2 separate regions of the Homo sapiens genome follow, and region 1 is linked to region 2. The links are chromatin contacts, found by Hi-C or POLR2A ChIA-PET in ENCODE. All regions are on one chromosome and are shown on one strand. Each heading gives the region's core, a stretch centred on a gene start or an enhancer-like site at or near the end of the contact. The rest is flanking DNA. Distances are from core to core; before and after follow the strand shown.

Region 1 (2,792 bases), core at 7-2,506, 160 kb before region 2:
CTTGCAGGAGTAAGGTGGTATCTCATTGTGGTTTTTCTTTTCAGCCTTACTTTTAAATAAGCATTTAAATGTTTTATAAGAACATTGGTTTTAAGAAGGTAATCTTTCCTCTGTTGCCCTGTCAATTCAGTTTTGATCTCATATTTTGTATTCTCTCAACAAAACTAAAGCTGGGCCCACAATTAACTGGGCTCATCCTCCAAGGAGGTCATCAGTATTGTTGGAGTATGCCATCTGATATCGGATTACCCATTGTAGCTTATTTAAACATTTCTTGTGGAGATGTAACAACCAAATGCAATGGTGAGACTTGACTGAATCCTGGAGGAGGAAACAAAATAAAAACGGCTATAAAAAAATTAGAAAAGTTTAAATATGGACTATGTTATATGATATTATTGAATTACTAATTTCCTTAAGTATGATAATGATATTGTGGTTATGAAGGAGAATATTCCTATTCTTATGAGATGCATGTTGAGATACTTAAGGGATAAAGTAAAAAAAAGTCTACAACTTCCAAATATTTCAGAAAAAAAGACATGTATGTGTGTGTGTATAAACAGACATTTTCTCTCTCTTTCTCAGAGTGAGAACACAAATGTGGTAAAATCTTAACAGTTAGCAATATCTAGGTGAATGATATATGGATATTTGTAGTCTATTTTTGACATTTTCTGTGAGTTAAAAAAATTTCAAAACAAAAAGTTTGAAGGAAAATACTTCTTTCAGCTGCATACTATATAGAATGAAGTTTGACAAATATGTTATTTTCTATCTTGCTACATTTCCATGGATATTTTAACAGAATTAGAGATTGGCATACAGAGGAACTCCTCATCACTTAATCTCTCTGTTTAATTGAAGCTGTATCACCACTCAAAGGGTTTACTGCCCTATTTAAAACATTTAAATCCCGTAAAAGATAATTAAGTGTATTTATTATTGTTTATATTTTAAGAAGAAATTTGTTAAAAAATTTCTTGGAATTTTTTCCAAGAGGGGAAATGTTAAATTCCTTCCTGTCTCTTTACAAGTCACTAAAAAGTCACTTGATTACACAGCTGCTTTTACTTCCGAGGTATACATTATCAAATTCTTTTAGACTGGTAAATGGTTGGTTGAGTGTTTAGGGAGGCAAGTTAGAGATCCTTCGCATATCATAACTTTGGTTAATAGCAGTCGGCTTTGGCACATTATTTGCATGTGAATCACGGGTCATGGAACAGTTTATATTTTCAGAAGGATGAATCAAAGCAATTTTGCAATAGTTCACAGCATGCCTGCCTGGCAGTTTCTCTTAGGACATCAGAAGCATTCTACTTGTCTCCAAATGTCAAGGAAATGACAACCCTTTTCTATGAAAAGTACCCAAGTTCTCTAATGGTCACAGGCAGTTTTACAAATGAAAATACTTTCAGGAATTTGGCTCAGAGTGGTTAATAGTACTTTCTTCTCAAAGTTTTCCACCTTCATCACTATGGATTTATGTCACTCTCATAAATACAAACTAGGCTTAGCTCTATTTCCAGAGGTCACTGGGAGAAAGTGGAGAGAGATCATAGCAATGCTTTCTTTCCTTCACTTACTTTTTAAAAATTTTCATTTGAAATTTTACCACTGTTAAACATGCACGAAACTAGAGCCAGATAGTTTTTCAAAGTATTTTATGAAAAATACCATCCCCTGTCATAGATTGATCAGTTGACAGTCTCCCATTTCCCACATCTTACTCCCCAGAGGCTACTACTTTCAAACTTCAGGTTTTTCTTTTGGTATTTACTTCTATGTCACTAAACAGTATACTTTCATTGATATTTGATTTATTTTTAGTGTTAGGAATAATCTGTTGATTTCTACATGGAAAATTAATGTTTAGCTCTTTCACCACCTCTTGTCTCATTACACATGCACACTTCTATCCCTTATTCTTCCTAAAGAGTTATATAATAATTTTGTTTAGAACTTTATTCAATGCTTACATTATTATGATAACCTAAGAGCTGTACCCACTTAAGCAGTTTACTATACAACACTCATTTTCCTTTCTTGCATATATCTTGTTTTTTCCTCAAGTTAATAATTACTTACATATGAAGAGAGACAGATATGTAAATAAGTAATTACAATGTAATTTTAAATGTTAGACTAAAGGTCTGTATAATACTGTATGGGAGCATTGAGGAGAAAGTGACTGTTTCTATGTATATATTGCCTTATTTTTAATCCCAAACACTTCCCTTACTGTCTAAATCTCCCCTCAGTACATTCAGGCACACATGATATTTATCAATTCCATCTTCTATCAATTTCTTTTTTTCTTTTTTTATCTTTTTTTGAGATAGGGTCTTGTTCTAGCAACCAGACTGGAGTGCAGTGGCACAATCTCGGCTCACTGCAGCCTTGAACTCCTGAGCTCAAACCATCCTCCCGCCTTAGCCTCCCGAGTAGCTGAGACTACAGTTGCGCATCGCCACACCCGTTTTGTTTTGTTTTTCCCATTTTTTTTTGGAGCAGTCTCACTGTGTTGCTGAGGCATGTCTTAAACTGCTGGCCTCAAGGGATCCTCCTGCCTTGGCCTCCCAAAGTGCTGGCAATATAGGTGTGAGCCACCACTCCTGGCCCTTCTGTCAGTTTCATGTTTCTCCCATGGTATATTCTGATGAACTCTAATCTGGGCTTGTGGCTCTTTATTCTTGTAGCTCCTACATCATCTTAGATCTCTCCACTCCCACTTACTCAGTTTCCTCTGGTCTTTTTTCTTGTACCTTTTATTATTTAGATGTATGTTG
Region 2 (2,700 bases), core at 200-2,699:
AAGGCAGACTGAAAAAAGGTCAAATTAGTCTTGATTTATCTTTTAGAATATTATAAGAATTTACCTAATATATAATGGTTTTGTGTTTTTCCAAAATCTACAATGATAGCTTGTTATGTTTTTCTTATCAGACCATCTCTTTAGACTATTTATTTCATATAGAAAATATCAGATGCATTTTGCAAGCCAACACTGACAATAGGAATTTATAATCTGTATCACTTTTGTATAATAAGAGCTATACTCAGATAAAGGAGATATGCAGTTGACTCTTACAGACAAATTTGCTTTCCTAGAAATTACTATACATACATATATATATACACACATATACAGATGTCAGAAATATATAATGAAATATGTGTGAAATATGTAAGAAATCTATACATTCCTTGTTATAGAGTCACGTAACTTTCTAAGTCAGAAAAGGCAAAATATCACATACAAATGCAGTCGAAATGCATAAACAAGAAATTGGTTTCAGCACTGACATTAGGCCTCTAAGGAGTGAGTCCAGTACTCACTCATTAGCGTGTGAGGTATGAACTGGTATAGGGTTCCTTTCTTCCTGACAGTGGAAGCTAGTGTCGTCCACTGTCAGGAAATACAGGAAAATGCAGAGAACCAGTAAATTACAGTGTATTTTTGCTTCTTACAGATGGTTCTGTTGATATCTTGTCTTTTAATGTGCTCATTATTAGAGTTCTGTCTTAGATCAGGCTGTTACAGCAGAATACTATAGAGTGGGTAGCTTAAGTGACAAATATTTATTTTCAGTCTGGAGGCTGGGAAAGCCAAAATAAAGGGGCCAGCCAATTCAGTTCCTAGTGAAGGCTGTCTTACAGAGGGCTAACTTCTTGCTGTATCCTAACATGAATGGGGGGGAAGGGAAACAGGCAGAGACCACATGCAAGTGCAAGCTTTCTGGTCTCTTCTCATAAGGGCCCTAATCCCATTCTATAAAAGAGGCTCTACCCTCACAACTTCATCTAAGCCTAACTACCTCCAAAAGTACCCACCTCCTAATACTATCATATTGGGGGTTAGGGCTTCAACATATGAATTTGGCGGGCGGGGGGATGCGGATACAAGCATTTAGTCCATAGCAAATTCTTTATAGCAAGTTTAGAGAACCTAATCAGTTTAAACCAGCTTTGTTTCCTGGCCTACCAATTAGTTATATACTGTGATCACTTATAAAAACATCTTTCTTAAAATAGTCTTTCTGGTTTTTTTTTATATTCATGATTGTCCTGCCTCATGTTTGCTTACGAACCCTGGGCATGTTTGTTTAAGAACTTTTGCTCATAGCGTATCCTCATAACCTGCCTATGTGGTGACAGAGGTAAGAGCAGGTATAAAATAATGAGTAGTGTGAGCATACTTTTTCAACAGTAAAGAACATTACAATGTGCAGTGTCATCCCTCCTGCTTTATTTTTGTGGTCTCTTAGCTTCACTTGGATTCCTTTTTCCAGATCAGAATCTCTCTCGCCGTATACCACATGGCTGTCGACCATTTCAGACACAGATGCACTGCTGGCTGAGTGGGACAAAAGCGGTGTTGTTACTGTTGATATGGGAGGTCACATCAGGCTTTGGGAAACTGGACTTGAACGTCTGCAGCGATCACTCATGGAATGGAGAAACATGATTGGACAAGATGACAGAAATATGCAGGTACCATTTGAATTCACCTTATCTCTTAGAGGTGCACATTCAAGTATAAATTTAGTTCCAGATGCCACAGTCATGAAAATTTCTGGGCCAGTGACTCAAAAATAGTTGCTTAAAGAACTAAAAGAATTTTTAGATACAAAATAAAAAGACAAAAACAAATTCTCCATCTAAATGATGAAAAAGTAAAAATGTGCCTTTTTTTCTGTCAGTGCTTAAATGTGCAGGTTACTGACATCACACCATATGAATACAATCAGCAGCTTTTAGTTTTTTAACCTTAAGCTCTAACCAGTTTCCAGTAGCACCTTTGCATCTGTTCTCACTTTTACCATCTTCAGTGTCAGCATCTCTACATGCTACCTAGGAAACAGAAACATTTAGGAACTAGAATACAGCAGATTATTACAAGGCCAGGACCTCTAAACTAGAGAAGGTGAGCAAAAATATGCATCCAATAGAACGTTTTTTATCAACTTCCTTATTTCCAAGTAATGCAAATTTAGTAGTCAACAATAAGTAGACCCAACCCTGCACTGGAGAAAAATATGGGAACAGGCCACCAAAGTGAAAAGAAACCTGATAACTCCAGAAATGACTCAGTCATCATCTAATCAATCTAGTTGCTGTCTGGAACTAATTTGAAGAATGAGGAAGGCTATATGCCCATATATACTAAAGCATATAATAAAGGGATTTATTTGCTATTCATTTATTTTAATCTTTGGAACAAAACTTCTCCTGTTCACGTTACTTTCTTATCCAACAAAAAGAAAAGTAGGTTCCTCCCAGCCAGGTTGTTCTGCAAAGAGCCGATTAGCAAAATAAGAAATTTCTACAAACTATTTCGTCAATACCTGATTAATAATTCCTATTTTATGTGATTATTTTTGTGATTTTCTTTAAACAGAAATAGATATATTCATGAATGAATAATAATTCTCTTAGATCCTTAAAAGCTTGTAGGAACATTTTGAAAACCTCAAACTCAAATCTTTTTGAAGGGGTATAAATATATTAATTT

Evidence for each region. Hi-C counts contacts between places; a loop is a spot of excess contacts on that map. ChIA-PET counts read pairs that join two places held with the same protein, here RNA polymerase II (POLR2A). Pooled maps may share reads with other maps.
Region 1: a loop to region 2 is called in a map of PC-3, with 2.5 times the contacts of the local background. The contact joins two enhancer-like sites. A Hi-C loop is called at or near these places in 7 of 168 maps with a recorded cell type or tissue (CD14-positive monocyte, PC-3, aorta and 4 more) and 12 of 50 pooled maps. POLR2A ChIA-PET finds 5 or more read pairs at or near these places in 1 of 52 experiments (OCI-LY7).

The regions. Positions count from the first base shown.
Region 1 is chr13:41,826,420-41,829,211 of GRCh38, reverse strand. The region is part of intron 14 of VWA8 (von Willebrand factor A domain containing 8); the gene reads left to right. Among named protein-coding and RNA genes, the nearest start is that of VWA8, 130 kb to the left of the region's middle. Within about 2 kb of position 1,256, at least 7 of the 41 ENCODE cell types and tissues checked have a DNase peak (open chromatin) inside an H3K27ac peak, as active enhancers do; they include PC-3, where a contact is called at or near this core.
Region 2 is chr13:41,669,925-41,672,624 of GRCh38, reverse strand. It overlaps VWA8 (von Willebrand factor A domain containing 8), which reads left to right. Exons shown (of 45, transcript NM_015058.2): 37 at 1,478-1,679. Among named protein-coding and RNA genes, the nearest start is that of MIR5006, 100 kb to the right of the region's middle. Within about 2 kb of position 1,449, at least 2 of the 41 ENCODE cell types and tissues checked have a DNase peak (open chromatin) inside an H3K27ac peak, as active enhancers do; they include PC-3, where a contact is called at or near this core.